Linked DNA regions of Homo sapiens: all the other regions are linked to region 6. The links are chromatin loops, found by intact Hi-C in ENCODE. Cell type or tissue: OCI-LY7. All regions are shown on one strand.

Region 1 (5,000 bases), 130 kb before region 6:
TATTTTTCAAGTCACTGGAACACAAGCGAATTAACTGTTAACTGTTTTTACCATGAGTATGTATTGGGAATGCAGAGATTCAAGAACTGCCCTTACAGTAGCTTCCAGTAAGGTACGATTTGTGCTGTGGGAGAAATCTTAAGCATGACCTCATCTGGACCAGTTTCAATTTAACTTTCAATTTGTTTGGGGCTAAACATCTGAAATCCCAACAAAAATCTGGACAGAATCCAGTTTGCGACCAGATTGAACTCAAAATACGATACCTTACCCCCCCGCCCCCCCAAAAAAAAGCAGAAATCTTGTAAGTTTCCTAGGCTGTTCAGTTGCAGACAAAGAGGAAAAAGTAGAACTGTGTGGCCAAGTGACAAACAAACCAGCATATGGGGAACTCCCTGGGGGGCACTCAATAGATTCCACTGTTCCTGGAGGCAAACCCTTGACTGGTCCTAAAGAAGATGTGGCTGACACTCAAACCTGAAATGTTCCAGGGATCACAGCATAGGCCAGAAGACGGGGCAGGTGGATCCACGTTCACGTGGCCAAAAGAGAAGTCTGAACAAGAAAGAAAGACAGATAGATATGAAGGATCTTTTGCCAACATAGCAAAGAATTTCTCTCTGTTCAAAGAGGCTCTGGGAACAAAGGCCCATCTAATTCTGGAGGTCTTGGCCTCAGATAGCATCTCAAATCTCAAACACAAATAAACCTGGTAGGGCAATGTATGTGTGCCACATGGATTCAAAAAAGGACAAAAATTCAGGATAAAAATTCCAGGTAAAGTAGAAAAATCAGCCAGAGGAAAAACTGCAAAGAAGATTTGTAGCAGCAGCCATACTCTACGTTTTAATTCCTAAGTAGAATACACATGAGGTCAAAGATGAAGGATTTATCAAGCTGAATCTTTGGAATTCCCCTCTTCTCTCCTCAAAGAGTCCTCCACAGGCTATTAACACTAAGAATGGCCTAAAAGTGTGGAAACTTGAAGTGAGAGGTGACATGCTCTCCTTGTAAATTTAACACCACCACTAAGAAATGTAAGCTGTTCACTTGCTTAGTGTCTCACTTGCTGCAAGGTTAGCACAAGCTATGCAGTGACTATGAGCTTGAGATCTGAGTACTGTGCTTGGCTTGGCTTTATTCATTCATTCACCAAGGCAACTGAATACCTACTGTGCTTCAGGCACTGTGCTGGGCATCGGGGACACAGGGTGGAGACTAGGCATAGAGCTGCCCTCTCAAAATTTATTGTTGTGAAAAAACAAAACAGAATTACGAACAAACGTAAAATTGCATCTATGAGAAGCGCTCTGAGAGTGCCTACAATAGGAGAGTTTGGGCTACTCAGGGAGGTCAGGGGAGGTTTCCATGAGGAAGGGAAAGCTGAGCTGCCCTCTGAAATCTGGGAAGTGAACTAAGTCACAAAGGGTGGGTAGAAGGCTGTTCCAGGCAGGAGAACCAGCATGCAGAAACCCTGAGATGGGAGTGAAAGAAGTGAGGACAAGAGAGGACAATTAGCAATTGAAGCTGAAAATGCAGAGCACACACAAAACTGTCCTGCAGAGGCAGAAAGAGGCTGGGATGTGGCATCACTGGCTTCGGTGGCTAGGATGGGGTAAGGGGCTCGAGGAGGAAGAAGAGTCTGAAAAGGCAGATGGGGCCAGATCATGTAGGTTTGGGTCTTAAATTTTAAGTGTCATTGAAAGAAAGCATAAGGGATTGGGCTGGGGAATGACGTGGTCTTGTTTTTCTGTCCTAATAGTGACTTGCTGGTCTACCTAAGCCTCCACAAGTCTAGGAGTTGAGCATCTGTTTCACTTGTACTGGGCCCTGGCAGTGCCCAATGGGGAGGGGAGGGGAGGGGAGGAGTGGAGAGGAGGAGAGGTCCAAGCAAGGACTTTGGGATAACAACTCCATGGCCCCAGAAAAGCCAGGCCTAAACTAATTTATTTACTTTTGAATGTCTCATCTTTTTTTCTTGGCTTAATCTTTCAAAATCCAGCTCTGGAGGTAACACAAACAAAAAACATACAAGGTCAACAACACTGGAGGACAAATATATTCTCTGCTTGATAAAGTTTATACTCTAATATTTAATACATATTCATAAATCCCTGTATTATTTCTGAACACATTACATCTAACAGCTCAGTAAATATTGTCTAGAATACAGAAGTAAGCCTAATCCCATTAAGCACTATTCCATTAATAAGGATATTCCTGCTTTAGATGGTGTCAGATTAGCAATGGAGGCTGAAAATGCAGAGGAGACACAAAGCCGTCCTACAGAGGTAGAAAGAGGCTGGGATGTGGCATCAAGATCAAACCAAGATCAAAAACTGGTTTCAAATCTTGGTTTTGCACCTGTTCACTGTTAAGACAAGCTGCTGGACCTCTTGGAGCCTCAGCTTCCTTATCCGAAAATGAGACAAGAGTGTGGTCCTTGGAGTGTCACAGTGCTAAATGAGATCACATATGCAACATGCACAGTGCAGTGCCCATCAGCAGCAGCTCTCATGGTGGTAGACGCATTGGTGGTGGCAGGAGTAATCTGGGAAGACATCCACAGCTCCTTGGGGACCAGTGATCCAACAGGCTGCCTCGTAAGTGGGTCATATGTTATATCCAAAAGGAAAGGGAACAGTGAAAAGGAAAATGTTTCATACAGAGGATTTCCCAGATTAACCTCAGCTGAAATTCCCTTACTTACATTTGAAAGCATGCAAGCAGCTGCAGATGGTTTCAGGCTGGCCCACAGAAGCCAGCTGTGTTTCCCCTCCAGAGAGGCCGTGGGAAATGACAGCAACAGCTGCCCAATGATGTCCAGTGAAAAAAGGCGGCCGCTGTTTGCACCTGAAAGCACGTGGCTTTCTTTGTCTGCCTTGGCCTGGGTTATCCATGGAGATGCGCTGATACATTTCCCTAACCTCTACTTGTCTTTCAGCCCCTGAAAGCGTGTGACTACCTTTGTCTGCCTTGACCTGGGCCATCCATGGAGACTTACTGATATTAATATATTTCCCTAACCTCTATTTGTCTTTCAAGCAGATCAGAAAGTAATGAGGGAGAGAGATTAACTCCCAGCAAAGGTTCTGGCTACACTGATGGGAGTAGGTGGCTAAATTTCTGGACATCCACCCTTGGACACTCAGGAGTGGAGTGGAGGGTGCAGGACCCCAAACACACACAGCAAACCTCCCAGGAGCAGCCCCACATCCTGCGTGTCTTTTTAAAATTTCTGTTTTGGCAAGTTTTGATCCCTAACAGGAGAGAAAAGGCTGAAGCGGGGATAAGACCTGGTAAAAAGACACACACTTGTGCAACGGACCCCAGATGCATTGCAGAGGCTTGGTCTCAAGACCAAGAGCTTCAAATCCTAGAAGCTCTCAAGGGCTTCAAATCCTAGAAGATGTTCACTCTAATCTCTATTCACATTTATCCTATTCTAGATTTCCAGAAAAAATCTGAACATCACTTTGATACCAGGAGGCATCCCATCTTGGCTCTGGGAACATTCTCCTCCAGGCACTCACCTCCCCGGAAGCCACCCTTGGCTCACTCAGCAGAGGCCTCAGACTCTTGCTGAATCCACAGACCAGAATCTTCAAGTCAGCTGGGGGAATCCACCCCTTTTCCAAGTTGAGGGGGGTTTGGGCCAATGTCACATGTCTTTGTCATGTGCCCACTGTAAGAATATCCCAGGAATTGTAGTAGTTATCCAGAAGGATCTCTACAAAGACAGTTGACACAAATTCTAAACACAATCCCCCTGATGCAAAAGAGCCCAGCTGGCCTTCAAGGGGTCGGAGAATAATTTGGGGTTGTTACATATCAGAAGCCAGGTGACATGGTTTCCTGCCTTTCTTAGATACAAGGAGCTTTCCATCTGGGACATAGCAGAGGACTGGCCGTTAAGCCTTCCATTTCCAGTGGCCTTTCTCAGACCCCTACCTCACCCCATGTACACAAAGGCCTTTGTGGGGGAAGGGAATCACCATCTTATAGGAACCAAAACCTGAGCCCATTTTTCATTAAAGGCTTTTGCATTGCTATGATAAGCCACCTCTGTTGCTTCCCCTATGTGACCAAGAAAAGACTAGGTTCAGAGACAAACGCTGAAACATGTAGACAGATATCAGCTTCCTTCTAGAAGTGCAGGGGGTTGCTGCACGTGTTGTTACCACTGTCTCAATCTTCCAGGACGGCAGCAAGGCAGCCTTCACCTTTTCCTAAGCCCAATAATACCCATGCTGCCTTTTTAAACCTTTGCTTGGGTTAAGGTTGAATTTCTTACCCTTCATAAATCAGATGTATAATAGGCTTGAGGTTGTTTGCTGAAAGAAATCTATTCTCCCATTCTCAACTTGATAAAATATTTATGTTTCTATATATATATATATATATATATATATATAGACACACATACATATGCATATATGTTTAAGACACACACACACATATATATATGCATGTTATATGTGTGAATTGAATAATTTTCCTCTGACCACCCCCTCCCCCTCCAGCTCTCGGCTCTCAGAGCTCAATTATATGCCCCAGATGCTACAGTCCTAGAAAATGAGAAAGGAGGGAACAAAGCTAAAAGGTACTTACAACTGGCTTTGTTCCTACTCACAAGAAATACAAATCAATTGAAAGCCCTCTCCATCATAAAAGCGCAAACTGACTATGATTATTACCTGCCATGTCCAAGCAGTTACAGGGCAAGCTATGTGGCCACTTTTCATTTTTCAAATTTTGTTTTCTCGGGACTCCTAAACTGATTCATGCAAAGCAAATGAGATTTCATAATAGACTTTGCTACAATTCCACCCCCTGGGGGCAACCTATTCATTAAATGTCAGTGAGGTAATGCCACCCATCTGCTAGGAAAAGCCTGTGCTGTCTGGGCTGCTGAAAGAAAACGTGCTTCAAGTTCATCTTAGGGAAATGGATGGGCTGGCAGCTTGTACCTTCTTATGTATCCTTCCAAAAGATAGTTG
Region 2 (5,000 bases), 66 kb after region 6:
ACTGGTCTTATTTGCTTTCTCTGAAGCAGGAGGATGCAGAAGGTAACTGCTGTGTGGCTCTGTACTCTTTACCCCAAGTTCCCCAAATATACAATTTCATCTAACCCCAGGTGTGTGTGTGTGTGTGTGCGTGCGCGCGTGTGTAATGTACTATTCTTATCTACTATGAGGTACTCTTATTTATTCTCACCTAAATAAAACCATAAGTAGAAGATGCACAGATATGTAGGAATTGGGCCAGAATGATGGACAGTCTCAGCATTTACTTCATTTTGCCCTGTGACGCTCTCTGAGTTCACCCCTTCATGCAGGAAGCATCTGGGCTTTCATACCAGATTGTGAAAATTGTTTATGTGGTGCATTCCTCTCTTCCAAATCCCTGTTTACTCATTGTGCCTAAATCCAGCGCTCTGTGATAGCTTTCCTGCTGAGTTAGATTTTCCCATCGGCCTCTGTGTGTGTGTGTGTGTGTGTGTGTGTGTGCACACGCATCCATACAGCCTCAGCCACATCTTTCACAAATGCCCAAACTGGGAATAATCACCATATTTTTGCCTGTTGTCCATATTGGAGGTTACTCTGGAGAGACTGGTAGTGTTTTCAAGACGCATGAGTTAGTATCTCAATGAGTCATTCATTGAAAAAAAATTAACGTCAAACAACAGGGGTAAAATAGTTCACATTTACTGAGCATTTACTGTAATAGACAATGCCAGATGATATGCTAAATGGTTTGTAAGCATTATTCAATTCTTTGCACTTGGTAAAATATCTACTACTGTTATTCGCACTTGACAGATGAAGAACTTGAGGTTGAGAGAGTTCAAGCAACTTATGACCTTCCACCAGTAAGTGGCAGAGCTGGGATTCAAACCCAGGTCTGCTTGTAGCTAGAGCCTAGAATATTAACTGCTACCCTGCAGTGTGTCCTGCCTAAGAGCAAATGAAACCACTCCCAATCCAAATGTTTTCAGCATTTCCTCTTTTTGGGGTAGATTTTTCTTTTCCAACATCTTGATCAAAGGGAGCTGCTGTGGTTTAAGGAGAAAGCTGACTGGGAGCTCCTGTCACTCCACCCCTTGCCTGGCTTGGTCTTTCCATAGGATACACAGGATTTGGAAATCACTGCTCTATGAAAGCAGAAACAGCATGTATTGCTATGGCATCCACAGTGCCTAGAAGAGTATTTGCACACAGCCTGTGCTCAATCAATATAGTTCTAAAAGGGAACATTCTCTCTTGTGGTCACCTACAGCATGGATTTCCCTAAACTACCCAAAAGGACACCAAAGAATAAACAGCACCTCTGACCTTTGAGCCATGGACGGCAGAATGATATCTATCCGGAAGGTAGAGATGACGACTTAATTGTACCTGAAACAGAGACTAGGAAGGAGGTCGGCATGGGGTGCTATGGCAGTGGCTGGGAGGCTTCCAACTGATCCAAACTGCTCTTCCTCAAGAGAACTTTGTCTTGGGTTTTGTTTTGTTTTTTGCTAACTGTGTTTTCCGTGCTTGACATTACCAGGTGACAGCTTCTCCTCAGTGGAGAAATTTGTCATCCCACTGGGATAATTCCAGAGTTATTGTAAGAGTTCCTGCTCCCACCAGATCAAGCCAATCAGGAAGCTCCTCCACATGGGTTGTGCCGGGCTGATTGTTTCCCGCTTGGCTGCTTCCTGCTATTGTTCTCTGTCATGTTCTCAGAGGCGCAACTACTGAACCCTACCCCTTCCTCTCAGAAGCTGAGGGCTGCATCATGGCTTTGGGTCAAGGTATACTCGGCTCAGAGATCAAGGCATCTGGCAGAGAGAGAAAGGCCTGAAATGAAAATAGAGGCAGGCAGTTCCTGGCCCAGGTGACCAGAGCAGAAATCACAGAGCTTAAAACACCCAGAAATATGAGTCTTTCAGGTCTTGGAAGGGAAGTTTGAAATGTTCTGGGTCACTCATTCATGTTTATCGAGCATTATCAAGCAAGTGTTGGGCTATATTCAGTAACAGCTGCCCAGTCTCTACTTTTGAGAAATTCATCATCTCATGAGGGAGGAAGCTATATGAATAGTTACAATGCAGTGCACAGTAGAGCTCAAATTGCAAGACCAAAATGCTGCAGGAATGCAAAGAAGAGAGTCTGAGTAACTCTGCTTGTGGGGAGGCAGGGCAGGATTTCAGGAGGTTGGAACATGTCAGTAGGATCTTGAAGAGAAAAATGATCAAGGCATAGAGGTGTTCAGACAGCATTTCAAGCTAGGATGATAACATGGACAAAGGGGCTTTGATGCAGAAATGTGCAAGGCAGGCTCAAGTGAGTGAATGAGGACCTCTGTAGGACTGGCCTATCTGAGTGCACTCATGAGGGAAAGAAAGTGACAGGGAGGATCAGGCTCAGGATATGATGGCTCTTGAATGCCACACTAATGAGTCTGATTCGGAAAGTAACAGAAAGCCATTTGAGTTTCTTGTTTGTCTGTCTGCCTGTTTATGTGTTTGCTTTAAGTCAGTGATAGGATTGGCTATGTTCTAGAAAGACCATGTGGACAGATGTGAAAAGAACGGATTTGGATGTATGAAAGGGTTACAGAGTGAAACCATAAAGAACAATTAGGAGTTGTCCAAGCAAGGGATGGTGAAGCCAAGCTTAGCATGGACTACTGTGGGAAGCAAGAAGGTTCCATTTATTGATTTTTATAGTATAATGATGTTGACAACTTCCTAAGCTAACCTTTTTGCATTTGTGTGGCTGCACAGGCTGGGCTGAAAAAAAGTTGGCAATATTAAAGTGTAAAACTATTGCTGGGCACAGTGGCTCATGCCTGTAATCTCAGCACTTTGGGAGGCTGAGGCAGGTGGATCGCTTGAAGTCAGGAGTTCAAGACCAGCCTGGCCAACATGATGAAACCCCGTCTCTACGGAAAATACAAAAATTAGCCAGGCATGGTGGCACAGGCCTATAATCCCAGCTACTGGGGAGGCTGAGGCAGGAGAATTGCTTGAACCCAGGAGTTGGAGGTTGCAGTGAGCCGAGATTGCACCACTGCACTCCAGCCTGGGTGACAGAGCAAGATTCCATCCCCCCTACCCCCGCAAAATTGTAAAACTATGACCAGAAGTAGATTGAGGTTGCCCAGTGACTAGAGATTGGCTGGGGTTGGTGGGAGCCCTGGATTTTCCTCTTCTTTCCAGCCCACCTCTCAGCCACTTCCATGTGATGGCCCAGCTGTCCCAGGCACCACGGGGCACCTCTTCTTGAGGAAAAGAAGGAAATGCAACGTAAACTGACCATTTCTTCTCTTTTTTGTAAAAAAGTTTATTTGTTTATTTATTTTTAGTAGAGACAGGGTTTCGCTATGTTTCCCAGGCTGGTCTTGAACTCCTGGCCTCAAGTGATCCTCCCACCTCAGCCTCCCAAAATGCTGGGATTACAGGAACCTGCCACCATCCCTGGCCTGACTGTTTCTTCTCCCTGTGATCATTTATGGTAACGTGTTGGCCAAGGCATGAATTTGAAGCTTGAGGCCCTAATTTAAGATGTCCCAGGGACTGAACTGATATCATCTGAAGTCCAAGGACAGCCTGGCCCCTTAACCTACTGAGCTGCATTACTGCCCTCACCCGGCTGCAGCAAAACGGGGCTTGGGGTAGCCGACTGAAGGATGGTCATGGAGTTTGAGAAATGCTGAAACTTTTCTCCTGTATGGCTGAGAAACTGAGTCAGCATCTAACGCTGCATCCTGCATGTGCTGCGGGTAGATCGCCACCCTGCACTGTTGGTTTCTCACGGGCACAGTCGTTGCATTCTCTCTGGCATCTCTCTGCCTTTTTCCTGTCTTAGATAAAATAGAGACATTTTGCCTTACAAATGGCAGTGAGAAGGGCCTTTGGGGCCCTTTTCTGGTGGTACAGATGGTGTTGAGGCAGAAGTATCTGTATCCTGGCCCTGGCTCATGCGTGCCCCCTGGGAGGCTGGACAGGGACAATGGCCTCGATGGCTGAGTCCACCTGGCCTGAGTGCAGAGAACACTGAGCTTCAGGTGTTGAGTGGGTAGGTCACTGTCCCAGTACATTTATTATGGGAGTTGGAGACAAAAACTTTAGGAACTAAAACTAAAGTTTAAAATATTCTTTGGTGAACTTTATCCCTATAGACTTAACAGCCCTAATTCTATTTTACAACAGCTATTATGTCGAGAATGATGCAGATTTCTCAGTTTTCAAATCCAAAATGTTCTGTGAGGGTAGAATTTTCCTTACACCCAGGAGACTGCAAATTGGAACCTCCAGATACAAAATGATTCACACGCAGGGATCAAAGCCTGAGGGGTAAAGCAAATTTCCTTAAGCCAAATTTTAAAAGCCCTTTTACAGCACAGAAGTGGCTTGCATAACGTCCAAAGAAAAACAATGCCACTTAAAATCCACCCAGAGACTTATGCTTTTAATTAAAGCCCTCTGTCACAGAGATGATCTGATAGTCCACTTGAAATGTGAACTCTTGGATACAGAGATAGTACATCGTGCTCCAGAATAATAATTTTAAAAAACAGCCTGCCTCTTCCCGCTGGCTTGGCTTATGTGAAATCAGCACCGGCCACCTCTGTGTTCAGCAGAGGTCCCACCCCTGAAGTTGTCCTACCACATCCATCATTTCTAAATCCTGAGACTAAGGGAGAATTACCTGCTGAAAGCACACAGCAACTTCCCTGGAACCCTCAGCTATAAGAGAGTTCAAGACAGACTAGATTTGTTTTAGAAATAGTACAGGCATCTCGGTATGAGACGTCTCATGCAGAGGCAATGACCTGGGACCTGCATAAATGTTTTCATGTGAATGAATGAATGATCACAAGCCTCCTGAGCACATAAGAAAATTATATTCCCATGAAACCCAAGTCATAATAATAATAACAACATTTGTGTAATGCTTTAGAGTTTACAACATCCTTTCACAGCAATTAGGGATTATTTTATTCCCATGTTATAGGTAAGAAAATTGACAGG
Region 3 (5,000 bases), 76 kb before region 6:
ACAGCATCAATTCTACTGGCGTTGAGTCATGTATAAAGCTAAAGACTGGAACTAAACAGTCTATCCTTGGTCTTCAGAAGTAACTTTTTAGCATGCTCCTGTTTCAACTGTTAAAATCCCTCAACACAACCTCCATCCAAATTCAATTTCATCTTCATTTGAAACATTTCTCATTACCTTAATAAGCAGAGACTGGTAATAACCGTGACAGAAATCTGGGACATGGGTATTTTAAGAGCTCACCAAATCCGTAATGGTTATTGTTTGGATTATTGTAATTATCTAGACAATAATTACAATGACTAGAAAGACCAAAGTGTTTGCATTTTTGGAAGTAATATTTAATGTTAGTTCTATAAGAAAATATTCAAACTTTCAGAAATAAAGCCAGTGGATTCATTCTCCCTTCATTTGACAACGAAGTTAAGACAACCTACTTCACTTTATTAGCCAGAGGTCCTGAGGCTACTGAGTCAGAATAAGCCACTTATGAAAGTGAAATAACTTCAGACTCTGCAGGCAGGAAGTGGTGCCAACTGTCATGCCAGAACTATGAGATAATGAGTATTTCAAAATGTTTGTCCCATCTCAAAGCCCAGCTATTCCTCTCATCCTAGCATCTCAGCATCCCAGAAAGAAAGTGAAATGAACTCTCCAGCAGAGTTGGTTAAGTAAAGACTGGGAGACAGGCAGCCTTACTTTTGTTGTCCCTGGCTCAGGACTAATTTTGTTGGTGCTGTCCAAGATAATTGCAGGAAACTTGGTGTGCCTCCACTCAAAGGAGAAGATGCCCTTTAAGGAAAGGGCCAGGCCGGGTGTGGTGGCTCATGCCTGTAATCCCAGCACTTTGGGAGGCCGAGGCAGGTGAATCACCTAAGGTCAGGAGTTCAAGACCAGCCTGGCCAACATGGCAAAACCCCATCTCTACTAAAAATATAAAAATTAGCCGGGTGTGGTGGTGGGTGCCTGTAATCCCAGGTATTCGGGAGGCTGATGCAGGAGAATTGCTTGAACCCATGAGGTAGAGGTTGTAGTGAGCCAAGATCATGCCATTGCACTCCAGCCTGGGCAACAAGAGCAAAACTTCGAAAGAAAAGAAAAGAAAAAAAAAGAAAAGAAAAGAAAAACAGAGAAAGGGCCAAGGGTCAAAACTGGGGAGGAGACAACCGGCAGCGGAGCATTGCTTAAAACACTCTTTAGGCCAAGTCTTTATGTTTAAAGAAACAGAGTAAAACTCCTTGCTGGATACTCCTCATTTCTAGACATATTATTATGAAATTGTATTCATGAATGTTGGGGAAGCTGCCAGACTGGAAGAAAGGGAAGCTTAGTTAAATTTAAATTAAGAACATTTCCAGAAAGAAAAGTGTGATGCTTAAATGAACTCTAATCAGAACAAAAGACAAGGAAGCAAATTCCCTGGGATCCCAATGGTGAGAGGAGTTTGTATTCATGCAGTCTCCAGGAGCCTGTGAAACGGGAGTTGGGATAGAAGAGCGCTTCCCGGGAGACATGGGCTTGTTCACAGATTCCAAGATGCAATACAGAGAGAGGTGTATAGACGTATGAGTAGGTGAAGTTTCTTTTCAAAAAGAAATATTATACATTTAGGAAGTCTTCCCAAATCACCTGTGCTGCATTTAAAACTGCTACGGGGAAGGGTAGTGATATGTCAAAGTCTGATCTGACCACGCAGCCTATCAGAGCCAAACCCATGCTACCCCACACGGGAAACGGGCTTTCCTGGGTCTGGAAAGGGAATCCACCATCTCTCTAAACGAGTCACCTCCCAGACGCCCTCTTTGTGGGTCAGGAGGGATCCCTCAGGCTGGCGAGCGCCTGGCATCCGCGTTGGAGAGCTCGGCAGCCCGGCTGCACGCCGCCTCGCCCTTTGCCTTCAGTCCTCACCCGGCCACCAGCGCCACAGCTCCCTGCTGCGGGCTTCCGGCTCTCCCGGGCTCCGTTTTACTCCCCTCCTATCCACTCCGTTTCTCTGGGATTTCTTGGGGCCACCAGTGTCTCCTTGCTCTGGTTCTTGCAGGCGCGTCGCCTCCACGGACATTACAGGTACGGCTTGCCCAGTGCTCTCCCCCACGGTCTGCTCTTCCCATACCCCAGAGTGTCCCCAAGAAGGGCCCACAGAGACGCAAACTCCGGCTTTATCTCGGATAAGATACCACATTCTAACTGCTGAGGTCCCAGCCTCAGGCCAAACTTCTGGCTCAGCTCGGACCCGGACCGCGTTCTCCCTCCCAGGGCAGAAGAGGCTGCTGGCTCCTCCTGCATCATCTCCTGAGTTCAGCTCCCTGGACCCTATCCCGAAAGACTCTGGCTGGGGCCGGGACCGGGGCCGGGGCCCGGCCCTCCCTGACTTCAGTCTCTCTGAAAAGTTCAGGACTTGCGAAAATGCCCCCGGCTCTGCCACCCAAAAGGCAGGACCCGCGCCTTCCTCGCGAGCTAGAAGGAACGGCTGCACCTCCCGGTGCTCCCGGGGCAGGAGATGCGGCCACGACCACATTTGATTTCACTGCTTTTCCTGAAAAGGACACACAGCCCAGCTCTGTGTGTATACAGGGAGAAGCGGAGTCCTGCGTTTAGTTTTTAAAGCATATATAAATGATAAGCATTGAACAAAGCAGCCAAAGGCTTGGCCCTCCCACAAACCTAGGAATTCAAATCCACATGGCCACAGCCCCTCCACCCGGGCCCTCTCCCAGCACACGCTCCGCTCGACAAGGACCACAAAAAGCCCTTTAAAAGCCCGCGGTGCTTCCGAGGACTCCCAGATTTCCAGCCCTTCCTCGGCAACCCCTTCCTCGGCCACCCCTTCCTCACACTCGAGGACACTCCAGCCCCTCCCCTCCCCAGCTTGGACACCCACCTCTGGGCGCCCGCTCCCGGGGGCGCAGTCCTGGGGTTCTGCTCCAGTCCAGCGCCGCGCGGCCGCTGCCTCCCGCTCCGGGGGTCCAGGAGACTCCGGGGGTCCAGGAGACTCCGGGGGAAGGCGAGCGGCAGCCCCGGGCTGGGGCCAGCGCATCTGCAGGGAGTGGTAGCCTCCGGGCGCGCTGGAGGGCGGGGAGCCCCGCCCGCCTGCTCCTGGGGCCCGCCCCTTCCCCGCCTCCTCGCTTCCCCTCCAGTAGCCCAGCGCCCACGGACCGCCCCTCCCTCCCCTCCCCTCCCCATCTACCCACACCTTCTCCTCTCAGTGGCTTCGGCGGAATCGATGCACAAACGAAGAAATGAATGAATGCAGAGACTGGAGAGAGGGAAAGACGGAGGGATGGATGGGGCGGGCAAAGCTGAGTGTTTCCTAACTCAGGGGAGCGCTGTGTCTGGGTATATGGATACTTGTTAGCGCACGGGGCTTTGGAGCGGGGTGGCGTGTCGCTGTGTGTGCATGTGGACGTGTGTGTTGGTGTACACATATGTGCGCATGAGCGTATGTGGAAGTGTGTGAGTGCCTGTGTGCGCTCAAATGCCAGGAGCCGCTGAGTTCCCACTCAGGCGGGGAAACAGCCCCTCGTCCCTTACCTAGCACCACGACTGTCCTCAGGGTCAGAGCGACTCCCGGAACTGGTTGCGAAGTGCGTCTTTGTGGCAGTAATGGTGTCTCCGCGTGTTTGAGGACTCCCCCGATGGGGTTCAGAGGCTGAGGTGTGGACAGAGATGCTTCCAGCTCACTGGCTCGCCAGAGCCTTCCTGCTGCCCTCCGTGTAGTGGCAGCCGGTGGCCCGGTGTCAGAGCGCGTGTGCTAACAAAGCCAGCGGAGGGGAAGGAGGCAGCTGATCCGCAGACTGGGGCTGTATTAGGCGGGTGGCCAGCCATCCCTCACTCTTGAGATGTCTGAAATTTCAGTCTCTCATCCCCTCCTCCACCATGAATATTTAAATAATGTTAATGACCCTTTGAAAATGAACCGTCTAGAAATCCTGAGAGAGGACAGGCACACACAAACAAACACCCCACCTAGAGAGCAACACTTTCAAAAGCAAGCTGTGGTCTTACTCTGCTGTAGGTGGCCGCATTCATTCTCAGCAGAGGAAGATCACAAAAGTCAGATTTCTTGAATTCAGCTTTGCCCTAGGCACGATTTTCCCAGTAATTCTCTCTCCCCAGCTTTGCAAGTCGCCCTTGCACTCTCAGTTAGGTTTCCACCCTAGGGCAGTCTGCTATTTTCCCCACTCCTTGACAAGGCCCTGGGATGCTCTTCTGGGAGTCAATTTTACATGTGAAACACAGCAGGGAAAGACAATAGCCATGGCCTGATTCTACTTTCCTAACCCACAAAGGTCCCTGATTTCCAATACAAAGAAATGATACCCTTGGGAACTACCCAGAAAGCCCATCCAGGCCAAGGGCACCATAAATAGCACCTTCAGAGAAAAGACTTCTTCCCTGCCTTGAGCGCTATTCACACTTTCACCCAAGGAAGAGGATGAAGTCTACAATGGGACATCAGCTGTTCTCAGGGTTCCTGAATGTCAATAGCCTCCTTTATCTTGGTATTTGGAAATGGTTTCACGATCCTTTTTGCCTGTTTGTCTCTTATACTATTGAATTTCAATAGAATTTACTGACCAGTGGTTAGAGATGCCAGAGCTTCAGCCTTGACTCAACTTTTTCTTCCTTCCTTCCTTTTCCTTCTTTTCTTTCTTCCTTTTCATTTTTTTCTCCTCATGTCTCCGATTTAAGGAATTAAATGCTTGGATGCCCTACATACTGATCTATTTTTAACATTTTAATATCATGTGAAAAACTCACATTAAAATGAGTGTGCTTGGATATCACTTATTTATTTATATGGACCATAGACTCTCTAAGGAAGAATTTTAGAATTACATCAGATGTGAGATGTTATAAACAATATCATGGCAGGTACTTCATCACTCCCTTCTCATATTTTCCTAAATTAGAATAAGTGTAAAATTTACAAACAAAATTAGTTTCATTATTAGAAACAGTAAAGCAAGGCCGGGTGAAGTGGCTCACGCCTGTAATCC
Region 4 (5,000 bases), 55 kb after region 6:
GGCCGAGGCAGGCGTATACCTGAGGTTAGGAGTTTGGGACTGGCCTGATCAACATGGTGAAAGCCCGTCTCTACTAAAAATACAAAAATTAGCTGGGCATGGTGGTGCACACCTGTAATCCCAACTACTCTAGAGGCTGAGGCAGGAGAACCGCTTGAACCCAGGAGACAGAGGCTGCAAGGCTGCAGCGAGCCCAGATTGCACCACTGCACTTCAGCCTGGGCAACAGAGTGTGACTCCATCTCAAAAAAAAAAAAAAAAGATTACATTATTCTCAAAAATATTCCCTTCCTTCCTCCCTTACTTCCATGGGAAGAGTACATGCTTCCCCAAGCCACTGATGTCAATCTTGACCATGTGATTTGCTCTAGGCTTATGGTAGATGGGTTACACTTCCCAGTCCCTTGGCACTGGCCGCAGCCATGTGACCTGCTTTAGCCAATAGGATGTGAGCAGATAAGACACAAGCAGAGGCTTGAAAAGTGCTTGCCCAGTTGAGCTTGTCCTCTTGCACCCCTTCCAATGCCAAGACAATAACTTATCTGGGCAGCTGCTGCCCCTTCAGCCTGGACCACAGAAAGAACACACATGGAATAGACCTGAGGCAAACCCATAGATAGGCACAGTGTGCCCTGGCCCTATGGGTTTCAGGGCTCTCAGCTATATAGTTCAGAAGCACCTGAAATTAGAGCCACTCAGCTAAGCCCAGCCTAGATCAGCAAATACCCAGCCTACTCACAGAAGTGTGGGCAAGAATAAATGACTTTGGGTTTAAGCCACTGAATTTGAGGGCGTGTTAGTTAGCATTATTGTGGTAATAATGAACTGGTACAGGTCAAATAGAAGTGTGTATACATTTTACATATATACACACACACACACACACACACACACACACATATGTATACACACATATATATATATACATCCTACTAATATATATCCCAATAATGTATATGCCAGTTATATAATATATATACACATATATTTATATGTGTGTTAATGTATTTATATATATCCCAATAATACCCAAAGCTAAACGATTAGAAAGAACATAAGGCACCCTCTCCTCCCTTCCCTAATCCTGAATCCTCTGAGAAATCTGGAGGGAAACAGGGCACACCTTCATGAGAATTAAGACTGAAAAAACAGAAAAATGTCAGTGATAGTTGTCTCTGAGTAATGGAATTAAAGGTGATTTCATTTTTAAAAAACAATTTTCAATATTTTCCCAGTTTAAAAAATTAGTTTGTAACTTATCTAACCAGAATGAAAACAACAAATTCCCTTTTCAAAATACCTCCTGAGGCTTTCTGCTGAGAAGGCAGCATCTCCCAGGCTGTGGCATGAAAGAGGGGCCAGGGCCTCAGCTTCCCATGTGTCTAGTGAAGGGGAAATGGGAGCACCCCAACATCTATTTAAATTCAAAATCAACATTTATGGAGCTTGTTTGGTTGGACTCCGAGCTAGGCACTACAGGGGATTCTAAAACAAACAAGATCGTGATAAAAATGGCTGACTAAAACCGAAAATGGCTGTCTCTCAGTAACTCACTTCTTCCAGTGAAGCAACCTTAAGTGGTTAAGAATTCTCTGCGACCTGATGCCCACTGGCTGGCCTGTCTCCACGGGGTGCCCTGGCCCTATGGGTTTCAAGGCTCTGCGCTATATGGTTCAGGTGCTAAAGATTTGGGTCATGATACTGTGTAACTGAGAAGGAACGAAGAGAGAGGGAGAGAAAAAAAAGGAACGAAATGAAACCTTTGTGATAACAACAACTGAGTTTCAACCCAAATGCAATGAATGAAGGAAATGGAGAGTTTATGTCAGATCCAATAGCAGATTTTTCTATAAGTTCACATGTGGCCTTGGGCCAGGCTCTGAGGGTGTGGTCAGTCCAGGCTGCTCTCTTTCTCAGGAAAACCTGAGTCCTGGGGCAAAGCAGCTTCGCAAGGAACAGAGTGTCATGGGGTTAACAACAGTCATCCCAGCCAGGCTGCAGACGCCACTGTTTTGTAGTTTCATGACTGAAATCTAATGCAGTCTTCTCTGGAAGAGCCAAGTAGATGTTGCTGTGCTAAAAATAAAGAATGGGCAGGAAGTGTAATTTACACGCAAGGTTAATTGAGGATCCGTAGGCTGTGGCAGGTGCACATAACAGCCTCTAACCTGCTTGCTCAGTTCCTTCTGAGCAAAAAGCAAACTGTAATAAGCCATAAGGAAAGGTGACACACTGCAGCTGTGTAGGTTTAATTTACTGGAGATGAGGTTGCAATCATGGCCAAATGGTCTTATAAAATGTACCTAACCCCAATAGATCATCCTCACAAGAAAACAGAAAGGAACTCTCGCTCTGGGAAGTGCATCGATCATGCTCTTATTTCAAAGTTTATTTAGACATTCATCCATCTAACTTCATGCAAACACCTTCTCTGTATCAGGCACTATGCTGAGCACTGGGGATGGAGAAATAAATCAGACACAGTGTCTGCTCATGAGACTTCTTGGTCAAGTAATGCAAACAGCCATGTGAACACATAAATTACAATACAAACCAAAAATAGCAATAATAGAGGAAAGAACAACATGCTGTAGAATAGTTGGTTCTGCCTGGGAGTGTGTGGTGGGGACGCTGAGTGGTCTTCTCAATATCTATTCTCCCCCTCTTCCAAACTAACAGAATCCTTATTTGGTTGGGGATGGCAACATGCCCACCTGAAAAAAATTATGTATCCTAGCTTCCACTGAAGATAAAGCTGGCCATGGGACAGCTCTGGCCAATGAGATGTAAGTAAAAATGATCCGAAGGGACTTCCACACAACTCCCTAAAAGGGAAAGGAGGGCTGGGTGCGGTGGCTCATGCCTGTAATCCCAGCACTTTGGGAGACTGAGGCTGGAGGATTGCTTGAGCCCAGGAGGATGAGACCAGCCTGAGCAACGTGGCAAGACAAGACCCCCACCTCTACAAATAATAAAAAGTTAGCTGGGCATGGTGACATATACCCTTAGTTCTAGCTACTCTGGAGGCTAAGGTGGGAAGATCACTTGAGCCCAGGAGTTCAAGACTGCAGTGAGTGATGATCACAACACTGTACTCCAGTCTGGGTGACAGAGTGAGACCCTGTCTCAAAAAAAAAAAAAAAAAAAAAAGGAAAGGAGCGTTGGCTTAAGTGACATTTGCCTTTCCTTCCTTCCTGCCAGGTACAGGGACCTGGTGCTAAAGAGACGCATTCGTTTCCAATTCCTGCTATAACAACTACAACAAACTTAGTGGCTTACAACAATCTACATTTATTATCTTATATTTCTGTATGTCAGAAGTCTGACACGGGGTTTGCCAGGCTAGAATCAAGGTGCTGGCAGCGTTGTGTTCCCTTCTGCAGGCTCTAGGGGAGAATCCATTTCCTTGCCCTTTTCAGCTCCCTGAGGTCACCCACGTTCCGTGCCTTGTGGGTCCCTTCCTCCATCTTCAAAACCAGCACTGTTGCATCTCTCTGACCTTCCCTGCAGCCACCCCTCCTTCTGATTTCTGCCTCCCTCTTCCACATTTAAGGATCTTGTGGTTATACAAAGTGTACCCAGATAATCCAGGATACTGATCTCCCTATTTTAAAGTCAGCTGTTTGGAAACTCTAATTCCATCTGTAATTTTAATTCCTCTTTGCCATGGAACCTACCATATTCACAGGTTCTGAGGCTTAGCCTGTGGACATCTCTGGGGGTCCATTATTCTACCTACTGCAAGGGATATGATGCTATAGGCAGAGCAGTAATCCTATGTCCACAGGGGCAATAGTATGTCTGAGTGTGCAGAAAGAGAGACATTGCCTGGGTCCCAGAGGGCACGATGGAAAGAGTACACCACTTCTGGAATGCCTGGCTCCAGATTGCTTGTTATGGGCTTAAGCCTCTGTTGTGATCATAGCTGAATGCAATTCTCAACTGATACAGGTGGTGAGAAAAACTCGACAAAGTAGATGATGAATTAACTGGGCCTTGAAGGATGCATTCACCAGGTAGAAAAGAGGAGAAAATGAGCCAGGCAGAGGAGACAGCATGGGCCAAGGCCCAGCATATCACATGTCCCTCCTGTCACTCAGGAGCATGTGGCCTTGTGTGGCCTTTTTGGGTCACAGCCTGCGCTGCCCTCCAGCTTCATAGCTCAGCACGGTGCCTTGGATAGGTTCTCGCCGTTTCCGTCCCCACTCCCAATGGCTCACTCATGCTCTCCTTCTGCTTCACTTGCCTGGCTCTCAAATACCTGGCCTTCAAGGCTCTGCTGAGAGCCTACCTTCCTGCAAGGCCCAAACAAAGAGAAGGGAAGACAGAGCATGCTGGCTGCTGGGGACCCGTGCCATTCAATCTCCAGTTCCTGCTTCCCAGATCCTCAGCTACTCCTTTGCCCTTCTTACTTACAAAAGCCAATACATTGGGAGGCCAAGGTGGGTGGATCACTTGAGGTCAGGAGTTTCAGACCAGCCTGTCCAATGTGGTGAAACTCCGTCTCTACTAAAAATACAAAAATTAGCTGGGCATGGTGGCAGGTGCCTATAATCCCAGCTACATGGGAGGCTGAGGCAGGAGAATCGCTTGAACCTGGGAGGCAGAGGTTGCAGTGAGCCGAGATCATGCCATTTCACTCTAGCCTGGGCGACAGTGCAAGATTCCATCTCAAAAAAAAAAAGCAAGCCAATATATTTTCCCTTTGCCTGGGTGTTGGTCAGTTGAATCCAAAGGAGCACAGACAAATACAACTTGGTTTTTAATTGTTTTACTGTTTGGAGAGGGTCTTGTCTGTGAACTCAGGTGGGCTTCATTTTTCCTTCCCCATCAATGATGATAATAATTATTATAATACTAACAATTCTAATATTGTTTTTGCTAGATACAGTAATATATGTAACAATAATAATCATAAGGATTAGGATTATTGAGTGCTTACTGTGTGCTTGGAACTGTTATGAGTGTTTTACGTACATTATAATACTTAATCTTCACAA
Region 5 (5,000 bases), 160 kb before region 6:
AGCTATATGGCATCCAGTCCCCCTTTCCCCATAAATTCAGAAAATTCTTCATGACACTCAATTCCATCTACTCAGGAAGCAGCAGGTTTAACCTCTAATTGGCATGGAAGTATTTAAAGAGATAAACAACTCTGAATTACTGATTCACAATCATGCACCAGAGGTCCTGAGGTTTTGTAAAGTTAGACAACAATGATAACAAAAGAGCGAATTCCTGAGTTCCACTGTCAGCAGTAAGAATTTGCCTTCATGCATGATGGCCTGATAGAATCAAAGCCACTGGCAACTACACCAGGTAAATGGAAATGGGCTGGAAATCTAACCTATCCGGATTAGGCAGGAATCTGGGCTTGGTATCATCAGATGATGTCTTGTTTAAACCAACAAATGCTTATTGCTCTCTTTGAAGATAAGAAGGTCCAGAATTTTCTCCATGCTTCAAATTAGGCGAACGTGATTCCAGATTCAGATAAGATGCACATTCATTCAATCACCAGGAAAGTCCTTTTTGAAATGAACTATGCCCCAATGCAAAAACAGGAGGATATGAAAGAATCATCAAACTGGGTTTTCTAAGGTCAGAGAAAAACTAAGGTGCAAAGGGGCTGTGGGAGCTTTTTAGATCGGCCCAGTTCACCCTCCAGGTAGAGCCCTAATACCACGACACAGAAACCTGCCCTTCCCACTAAATTCTAGAATAGTTAACAGCTGGTTAGGATGCCTACCATTTACTTTCACATACTTGATCGGGGCAATTTAATACAGCTGTGTGCTTCTGGAATTAGTTTAAATTACATTCCAGGGTCTGACAACCATCCTAAATGGGAATATAAACTCAAGGGATGGTCATCTAGGATCCAATGAGAGATCCCACGCCCCACAGGTGGCTTCCTCCAGTACTTAGCTCCCTTTAACTCCCAAGAACCCCTGAAGCTTTGCTAATTGGCATAATTAAGGTGAGAAATAGGTTTTCATTAGTGAAATTAGTGGCCTGTCAATTAGCATAATGAATGTTAGAAATCCGTGAAATTGGTGGTGTTCAAATTTGTGGATTAGAGATCTTCCTCACCCTTTCATAAAGGGGATATGCCAATAGAGCGAACCCTTTGGTTTATACACCCTTAGGGATGGTGTTTGAGGTTTGAAAACTAAACGATCTTGTTTCTAGCCTTTGGCTCAGGGGACTTCGGTTGCTTACCACCCACTAAAATGGTAACAGAATCCTGTCTTCATAAAGTTGCCACATCTGTCTTCAGGCAAGGTGGGGTTGGAGCATCTAGAAATTTAGGGAGCTGAGATTTCCTCATAGCATTTTTTATAAATGTTTATTCAACTCAAGTCTGTATGAGTGCCAGAATTTGGTCCCAGAGACCTGTGTTTAACATAACCTGGTAGCCAGGCTGCAACTAAAGTCGCCTTTATTTACCAAAAAGTGTTTAATAGTTTTGCAAAGCAAATTAGCGTGGCTTAATTTACAACACAGGTGCCTATGTCTCCACCTAAAGAATGCAGGAAATGTGGTAATTCAGAGTTTAGCGTCCAAAGACCAGAGTCTGGGGTCATTTCTTGGCTCTACCTATAAAAGTCCTACCAGACTTTTTGTAATTATGGAATTCTGCTGAGAACAGAACTCCTTCATAAGCAGGACTAATAATATCTCCCAAATCTGTTTTGAGAATTAAGTTAGAAAATGTACTTAAAAGTACTATGTAAACTGTAAAACGGTTAATGCAAATGTTCACTATTATTAAGCCATTTTACACTGAGGTTTAAATGACAGGTATTATATTCTTTCTGGCAGCAGACTGATTTTCTTTTGGGAAAAGAGCAGGAGATTTTTAGAAGAAAAGAAATCAAGAAGAAAAGATGAAAGAAAAAAGGCCCGGGAAAGACTCAAAGTCAGAATCTATGGCAGCTCTAATCTCCCTAATCTTTCCCCAACCCCAGATCCTTACATGTGAATTTTAGTTGAAGCTGAACACGACTAGGAAGATACAGTTGTGCTGCAACAGAGGGAGTAATTTCACAAAATGTCCTTAAAAGTTAAGTCCTGAAATGCAGTAAGTAGAATGAGCAGTCAAGAACCACCCAGACCTGGGGCTCCAGTCACATGGGAAGCAGAGGAGGGGTCACACATTGGTTAAAACAGAACCTGGTCCATCTCCACAACTCAACTAGCCAAGTAAATGTACAAGTGAATGAGACAGCCCTGACAAGCCTGTCCTGTGGGCATGCTGTAAGTGTGGCATCCCCATTTTCTGGTTGACACATGTCTAATAGCTTATCATTTCACAGTACATGCACATACATATGTCAGCTGATGCTTGAAAAATGGCCCTCTGTTAAGTGGGAAAGGCATGAATTTTATTTCAGTCTTAAAACTTCAGAATAAGAGGTATAGAGAAATAGAGGGACGTTTCCCAAGATCACCTGCCTAGTAAGTGCCCTAGCCAGGATTTGAAGGTGGGTTCTTCTCATTCTATCCTGATACATCAAAATGGAGTCTCAATATTAGGAGGCTTTTAAAATGACATGGGAAATGGTAAGAAGAGTGGATGGATCAAAACAGAGTTAGCTTGGCTTTTTGGTTGATCTTTTGCTTGCTTGAATCTCTACAGATGATGTGAGACTCACAATTTAGCTTTAAAAGTCGATGATCCCTTTACCTTCTTTATTCAGTCTTGGTCAGAAATAGATGAACTCCCTGGAGAGTTAACTCTCTGGAGACGTATCTGTTGCTCTACGTGTCAGCTAGAAATGTGACTTCTTGCACGGTCTGGGGATTTCACCCTCTGGGCTGGTCTCTGAAGGGGTTCTGTTTCCTCTGGCCACTTGCCAGAGGTAAAATATTAAGATCCCATGTCCATGTCATTATGATGGACACTGTGGGAAAAGGCTGCAACTCTTCACCAACACCACAAGTGAGATTCTAGAAGCCTGTTTACATTTGCACAGAAAACACAACAGCAGGGCCCTGATCCCTGCCCCACTGGGCATAGACACCCATGTGTTCTTTCTGCCCAGGGTACCTAGGCCTACAGCTAGGCATGTCATGGACAGAAATAACTTTAAGGAAGTGCATTTTCCTTAGCAGGTCTGCCTGAGCCCAGGCGGAGAGCAGAAAGGTGTCCTTCACCACAAGGACAATGTTCACTGTGTTCACAGCCTCCCCTCTGCCCCACCATCCTCAGGCTGTTAAAGCTCGACAGTGTGCCTAACCCATCTCGACCTCCTAGGCTCCTAGCCTAAATGCACAGTGTGAACCAAATTACTCAAACATCAGGCTGTACAACCAGGTTTCTCTGCTTTGAATAACCCAGATTACTTCCTACTAAAGCCATGACATTTAAATTAGAAATGCTTTTCTCCAGATAATAGGTGACCCGATCCTTTAATCCAGTTATTTATAAGTTCCACCAAAAATATAAACTCACTCTTGGCCTAGGAACAGAGGCATGGCTATAAAACAAAACTTCCTCATAGCTGTGAAATCAGAGAGTATCTCCGTTTTCCCTTCTCATCCTGCCTCTCTTTTGTAAGTCACGTTTTCAGTGCGCAGGACGCAATGACAATCATGATGAAGAACTGGTTCCACGAGCTATGTGTGGCTATCTTTAGAGAGGTTCTTCCTAAATTTTTAACTTTCTGGCTAAGTCAGGATGTCTCCAGCATGAAGGCAAATGCAGAAGGGGTGAGGGTGGGATGGAAGGAAGTGCACCTGGCTGGTGGATGATGCCCAGAAACCTAAAAGATGCCCACATCAGCTGAACCTCATCAGCTTTGGACAAACCAGGCAAAGCTGCAGTCAGGAGGTCTGGGGGAGGCTAACTCCCCAAACCGAGGGAACCCGAAGCATAAGGAAGGGAACAGAAGTTGAACAGGTCAACACTACCTTGGATCCATAAGCATATCCTGGGACCCTGCAGAGCTATATGCTCTCAGCCTGGGCCGTGCGAGGTCCTCAGAGCTCCAAGGTGATCCGCCATCCCCAGCAAGACGCTCACAGACTTGGAGGGAGTGAGTACCAGTTCCCATAAGAAGAACGAACAGCACTAGGAGAAGGAAGTGCTGCAGCAATAGCTGGAAATAAACTTCCAGCCCTCTTCAACGGCGCAAACTGTGCCGGGCAAAAAGAATTGAAGAAAGCGCGGTGCACCAAAGTTTCTAAGCAGGCTGGCTGCACCTCCTCTGGCCCTCCCTGCTAACGACGACAGGAAGGAGAAGGAGCTGGGACTCCGAGTGGGCCGTTCCACCCTCCCCTGAAGGCACTGACAGCAGGAAAGTCTGGGAACTGCTTGCTGCGAGGGTTAGACTTGGGCCTCTAAGCCGAGCCTATAAGCGGGAAGTGGAGGAGAGGAGAGGCCCCGGGTGATAACCTGGGCCACATTCCAGTCCTGTGCAGGCTTTCCTCTTCCATCCCCCGAGCAGAGCTTCTTCCGGCCTGTGGAACTAGGGGCCCGTGTTGATTGTGGGAAACTGGGAACTAAGCCACTCCCTAAAGAGGCTAGAGCCTCCCCTCCTGGCTGATGGAAGACAGCCGGCCAGACTCCAGACCTCAAGCACTCCTGGGGCAAACGCAGGCTAAATTTGGACCCGGCAGGCTCGGGTCAATGCTGTGGGCCTTAAAAGGGGCAGATACTAAAAACACTTCTTGGTTTGCCTCCATGGATCTCCTGCCATGAAGCCATTACAGCTCAATGTGACTAGGGCAGTTCTAAAAAGAAAACTCAACCCTTTGGAGGCCAGGAGTCCTGTTCCTGCTCCTGCAGGTCCAGCCTTTTTTTCTGAGAGCTTCTACGGTATTGGTCAAAAGAGTAATCACTGTTCTGCTATTCTCTCTGTCTTATGCCTCAGGTACAGGTCTGAAGACGGGATGAAAATACTTCTGGAACTCCCCACCCCTTCACTGGAAACAAGGCTTCCCTGTGTCTTGACCCACATTCCTAGTGAAGGAGACTGGTCAATTTCTCATAGAACGGAGTCTCCCCCAGCACCATAGC
Region 6 (5,000 bases):
ATACAATCAAGGGTAAGAAGATACATATACCTACTGTGATGGTTAATTTTATGTATCAATTTGACTGAGCCAAGGAATGGCTAGATAGATGGTAAAACATTATTTCTTGGTATGTCTGTGAAGGTGTTTCCAAAAGAGATTAGCATTGAATTGGTAGACTGAGTAAAAAGATGGCCTTCACCAGTGTGGGTGGGCAATCATCCAATTTGTTGAAGGCCAGAATAGAACACAAAAGTGGAGGAAGGGTGAACTTTCTCTCTCCGCTTAACCTGGGATGTCCGTCTTCTGGTGCCCCTGGTTCTTGGACCATTGGACCTGGATTGGGACTTGTGCCACTGACTCCCCTGGTTTCTGGCCTTCTGGGTTGGACTGGAATTACATCATTGGCTTTCCTGGGCCTCCAGCTTGTAGATAGTAGATCGTGGGGCTTCTCAACCGCCATAATTGAGTGAGCCAATCCCTCATAATATTTTTCCATATGTCTACATACATCTTATTGGTTCTGCTTTTCTTAAGAATCCTAATATACACAAACGTGTGTGTGTGTGTGTGTGTGTGCACGTGCAGATACATATATATTTGGCTTTGTGATATTTTCTGAAACTTTCAAGGTTGTGTGTGTCCATAACCAAGCTGAAAGTAGAGTCATCTGTTTCAAAGACATTTCCCTGGAGATGTGACATTTGGCCAGAGGCTCCCCTATGGGACATATGTGCTCACCTTTCAGATGCCTTTTGCATCCCAAGAGGAATAGTCTGCATCTGTGCTTGCTTCTTGCTGGAGCTTCACCTCATTAAGAAGTGACCTATTTCCCAGCACACATGCCATCTCTGTTTGAGGGGCAATCACTTACTATGTAATTAGTCCTGCTTGCAAAGACAGGCCTAGTGCTGGGCCCCATACTCTGGTGCTGCAGCAGCAGTGATGAGAAAATGGTATTTCTTACTATTGCGGTACACTTTGTAAACCATTGCAGGGGATTTTTTTCCTTCTTCTTTTTATTACAATGCCACTAAAATGGAAACCATTCAGGGAAGTGAGAGTGGCGTGCGTTGGCAGTCTAAGCAACATGTGTCACTCTGCCGATTCAAAATCAGATCAAATCTGGGTTTCTCTTTCTCTCTCAGGTTGTTGTTGACATCTCTGGGTCTTTGGGTTTTTTTTTTCAGCATGCATGGCTCTGAGTGTAGGTAAGGCAGAGGCAACACTCCCAGAAGAAGCCTGAAAAGGGCTTTGGGTCAGACTCACTAGTCGGAAGCACATGGTAGGTTCCTGCCACACAGCCACTGGTTTGTCCAGTCCCGTTAGCAACAGGCTGGGCATATGCCCATCGGCATTGAACTCTTGTGAGTGCCCTTTAGAATTCTGAATCAGAAACTGCCCTTGGCACTCACCCTGCCAGGCAGGGCCTTGACAACAGCCATGTGACCCAGTCCTCCAGCTCTTACATTCTGTGCAGTCATCAGAGACATGTCCATTTCTTATGCTCTGAGTCTGGTTGCATGCTCTCTCCATGGACTCTTGCTTTAGTCTGCATCTCCCTCATAGAAGCACATACCAGTCATACTTTACATGTGTCCTGTCTGCCTCTCTCTTCCTTTGGACTCTAAACTCCATGAGAGTAGGAAGAGTGTCTGTCTTGCACATCACTGTGTTTCCAATGCCCAGCACAGCGCCAGGCACATAGTAGATGCTTTATCAATGTTTACTGAATGACAACATCTATATGAAAATGAGTCCTCAAGAAGCCCAAGGCTGGCTATATACCATTGGTACTGGCTTCGATTCAGGCAGCTGTGCTTATTACTGGCTACATCTTGGGCAAGTTGGTTAGCCACACCAAACCTCAATTTTCCACTCTGTAAAATGAGGATAATAATACCTACCTCACAGAGTTATCAAGAGACTAAAACTAGATAGCATTCATGACAGCATGTGGCAGACAGTATTATTGCCCCCAAATCCTTTCTGCCTTCCCTGTGGGAGGATTATATATCCTCACTCATTGTCAAGAGATCTGCAGTGCTGCTCTATGGGAGGAGGATACTCCCCTACCCCATTGGTGCCAGGCTTGGCCATGTGACTTGCCTTGGCCAATGGAATATAAGCTACACGTGCCACATCCAAGCATGACTTTAAGAGCCACTATATGGTTCTCCTAGTACCCCTTTCTCTCTGTCATAAGAATGGCATGTTCCATATAGGGGCTGATCCTGCAGCCTGGGTCCAGGAATGAAGACACCTAGAACAGAGCTCCAGTAGCAAGAAAGAAACCATTACTGGGGTTGCCTGTTGCAACAGCATAATGTAGAGAGAAGGCCAACTGGTATACAGTGCCTGTCACAAAGCAAGGGTTTAGTAAACCTTTGTGGAATGAACAAACACATGCTGAAGTTTCTACCAGATCAACTGCTCCAGTGCTTTTGATTCTTTTGGGTATGACATTCAATCACTAAGATAAATTTAAGGTGGCACTTTGTGGCATAAAAAAGAAGTAGATTTTTTTTTAACTGAATGAAAGTTGATCCATTCTATTAGGGTATAGCAGTGCCTGTGTCCTAAAAACCCTATCCAGGGTTTCTTTCATGGATTATTGATTCCAACTTATAGCCTATATTAACTGAGTCTTTTTGCTTATGTGTATTAAGCCATTATTGGTAAAAGGTGTATTAAGCCATTATTGGTAAAAGGTGAAAGATTTATATGATCTGAAGAGAAACCAGAGCATTATTAAGCCATTATTGGAGAGCAGGGTGCTAAGTCCGTTATACATATTAGCATGTTTAATCCTTGCAATTGTGCAGGAGATATAGGGAGACAAAAGTCACGTGGTACCCAGGGGCAAGGTAATGTTTGTGAACTTTGTCTCCTCGTAACACTGCACCAGAATTTGCAAAGGCTAGCATCTTTGTGGCATTCCCTGCAGACTGGTGGTGGGGTCATATGCACACCCCTTGGCTTCCTCTTCATTATGCCCCTAGTGGCAGGGGTTAGGGGAGGTCCCAACATTGTCTATAGTATACTGATGGGGAAACAGGCATCAAAGCATGAAGAATACGCTAAAGGTCATCCAGCCAGTCAGCAGCAGAGCCTAGACAGGAAGCCAGATGCACCAGACCTCAGAGCACTAACCTCATGCCATGCTGTCTCCCACGTTCATCCACAAAACCATATTCCCTTCTGCTTCTGCTTCCAGACTGAGTCATACTCACCCTAAGCTGGCACAGTCCTTCAGATTGAAGCCACTGTTCCTCCTATATCAGCAGGTTCCCCAAAGAATACTCAAGACAACGGAATGGTAAGAGACAAGTAGTATTGGGGAAGCTAGAATGAAGCTTTCATTTCCTTCTGATCCACACCTATGTTAGGCCACTCACTGTGAAGCCTGCTGACTTATGCTTGCAGGTGGGAACCCACCAACAACTCCCACCTGTTGAAGTTGTATTTATAGGCAAGGCCCTGCATGAAGCACCAATGCTATTCAGAGCTGCTGAAGATATGGTCCCTTGTCCTTAAGGAGTTCCACCTTAGTAAAGGGACAGATGTGCAAACAATGAACTTGATTACAAGGTCTTCTGAACAGGAGTTGAGAACAGAGAATTAGTAGATGTGCAGATGAGAGACGAACTCTGGTGGAATATCAGAGACAGCTTCAGAGAGTAGGCAGCATTTAAGCCTGGCTTGGTAGAATGAGTAATCTTTCAACGGGCAGGAGTTGCAAAGAAGTGTGTCTTGGAGGAATGGCTTGCTCAGGGTAGGAGAAATGGTCCCTGTGGGGGCTGTGTAGTGTGCAGTGGGTCACATGCCTAGAAACACAGGTGGAAATCAGATTTTGGAAGGTCTAAATGCCAGGTCAACAAGATCTGGTTTTACACTCTGCAACAATGTATCTTGGCTGGGCGCGGTGGCTCACGCCTGTAATCCCAGCACTCTGGGAGGCTGAGGCAGTCGGATTGCCTGAGGTAAGGAGTTCGAGATCAGCCTGACCAACATGGTGAAACCCTATCTCTACTGAAAATACAAAAATTAGCCAGGCTTGGTGGCGAACGTCTGTAATCTCAGCTACTTGGGAGGCTGAGACAGGAGAATCGCTTGAAGCCGGGAGTGGGAGGTTGCAGTGAGTCAAGACCGGTCCATTGCACTCCAGCTTGGACACCCTGCACAAAACAGGTTCAGACCTGAGAGGCAATTCAAGTCTTTCTTGAATGTGTGGGGCACTGGAGACAAAAGCTCTGAATGGCCTGGGGCTTGGAAACACTATGAACACAAAGAACACAAAGAGCAAACAGACCCCTTTTCTCTGTAAAAAAAAAAAAAAAAAAAAAAAAAAAAAAAGGGACTAAGAGTGGGATAAACATGGAAGCCTGAAGTTCAGCATTGGATAAGGAGATGGATTCATTCACTGATATTTACTGAGCACTGCTATGTGCCAGGCATGGTTCTAGGCATTTGGGAAACATCAGGAAATAAAGATCCCTAACCTCCTGAAGCTTTCTTTCTAAGGAAACTTTTATTTTATTTTATTTGAGACAGGGTCTTGCTCTGTTGCCCAGGCTGCAGTGTAGTGGTGTGATCGGCCTCCTGGGCTTGAGCAATCCTCCCACCTCATCCACCTGAGTAGCTGGGACTACAGGTGTATGCCACCATGCCCAGATAATTTTTTAAATTTTTTTTGTAGACACAGGGTCTCCCTATGTTGCCCAGGCTGGTCTCAAAACTCCTAGGCTCAAGTAATTCTTCTGCCTTGGCCTCCCAAAGTGCTGGGATTACAGGCATGAGCCCCGGCACCTGGCCAGGAAATTTTTAATATTCACAGGCACTTACTATTTTCCAAGAGCAACTCTATGTGATTATGCACTTATTAACTTCAGTCTTTACAAAAACCCTATGAGATAGTACTACTATCCTAATTGGACAGATGAGTAAACTGAGGCTGTGAGCTATTAACTCATCCTGGGTCAAGGCAGTAAGTGGCAGTGCTGAATGTATCACCAGGCAGC

The links. Hi-C counts contacts between places; a loop is a spot of excess contacts. Peaks named below come from ENCODE experiments on the same cell type or tissue, not always from the same donor. Only the 100,000 strongest peaks of a DNase experiment are listed, where the experiment ranks them.
Region 1: a loop joins it to region 6, with 6 times the contacts of the local background. A loop is called at or near these places in 2 of 110 quality-filtered maps.
Region 2: it touches region 6 in a loop (5-fold over the local background); 21 of 110 quality-filtered maps call a loop at or near these places.
Region 3: it touches region 6 in a loop (6-fold over the local background); 27 of 110 quality-filtered maps call a loop at or near these places.
Region 4: a loop joins it to region 6, with 5 times the contacts of the local background. A loop is called at or near these places in 24 of 110 quality-filtered maps.
Region 5: it touches region 6 in a loop (4-fold over the local background); 8 of 110 quality-filtered maps call a loop at or near these places.

Annotation. Positions count from the first base shown.
Region 1 is chr9:110,099,467-110,104,466 of GRCh38, reverse strand. All of the region lies in intron 7 of PALM2AKAP2 (PALM2 and AKAP2 fusion), which reads right to left. Among named protein-coding and RNA genes, the nearest start is that of C9orf152, 110 kb to the left of the region's middle. In OCI-LY7, CTCF peaks have their summits at 4,603 and 4,803 (motif pointing left); DNase peaks (open chromatin) are centred at 2,386, 2,796, 4,086 and 4,876; H3K4me3 peaks cover 3,256 bases; H3K27ac peaks cover 4,647 bases.
Region 2 is chr9:109,904,292-109,909,291 of GRCh38, reverse strand. The region is part of intron 3 of PALM2AKAP2 (PALM2 and AKAP2 fusion); the gene reads right to left. Among named protein-coding and RNA genes, the nearest start is that of PALM2AKAP2, 130 kb to the right of the region's middle. RefSeq lists enhancers at 2,019-2,088, 2,169-2,248. In OCI-LY7, CTCF peaks have their summits at 2,124, 2,325 and 3,996; DNase peaks (open chromatin) are centred at 91, 861, 1,771, 2,311 and 1 weaker place; H3K4me3 peaks cover 3,245 bases; H3K27ac peaks cover 5,000 bases.
Region 3 is chr9:110,046,737-110,051,736 of GRCh38, reverse strand. All of the region lies in intron 7 of PALM2AKAP2 (PALM2 and AKAP2 fusion), which reads right to left. Among named protein-coding and RNA genes, the nearest start is that of C9orf152, 160 kb to the left of the region's middle. RefSeq lists silencers at 2,383-2,522, 2,613-2,672, 2,803-3,242 and enhancers at 2,948-3,521, 4,095-4,669. In OCI-LY7, no CTCF peak of the experiment used is centred here; DNase peaks (open chromatin) are centred at 496, 1,896, 3,116, 3,736 and 2 weaker places; H3K4me3 peaks cover 4,218 bases; H3K27ac peaks cover 3,887 bases.
Region 4 is chr9:109,915,635-109,920,634 of GRCh38, reverse strand. The region is part of intron 3 of PALM2AKAP2 (PALM2 and AKAP2 fusion); the gene reads right to left. Among named protein-coding and RNA genes, the nearest start is that of PALM2AKAP2, 140 kb to the right of the region's middle. RefSeq lists enhancers at 1,477-1,546, 1,657-1,826, 2,067-2,116. In OCI-LY7, no CTCF peak of the experiment used is centred here; DNase peaks (open chromatin) are centred at 444, 1,554, 2,134, 3,374 and 1 weaker place; H3K4me3 peaks cover 2,906 bases; H3K27ac peaks cover 5,000 bases.
Region 5 is chr9:110,126,905-110,131,904 of GRCh38, reverse strand. All of the region lies in intron 7 of PALM2AKAP2 (PALM2 and AKAP2 fusion), which reads right to left. Among named protein-coding and RNA genes, the nearest start is that of C9orf152, 79 kb to the left of the region's middle. RefSeq lists an enhancer at 1-478. In OCI-LY7, no CTCF peak of the experiment used is centred here; DNase peaks (open chromatin) are centred at 1,464, 2,224, 2,724 and 3,092; H3K4me3 peaks cover 5,000 bases; H3K27ac peaks cover 5,000 bases.
Region 6 is chr9:109,970,619-109,975,618 of GRCh38, reverse strand. The region is part of intron 6 of PALM2AKAP2 (PALM2 and AKAP2 fusion); the gene reads right to left. Among named protein-coding and RNA genes, the nearest start is that of PALM2AKAP2, 190 kb to the right of the region's middle. RefSeq lists enhancers at 857-1,236, 3,138-3,347. In OCI-LY7, CTCF peaks have their summits at 2,787 and 2,989; DNase peaks (open chromatin) are centred at 1,038, 3,028 and 3,408; H3K4me3 peaks cover 3,021 bases; H3K27ac peaks cover 4,737 bases.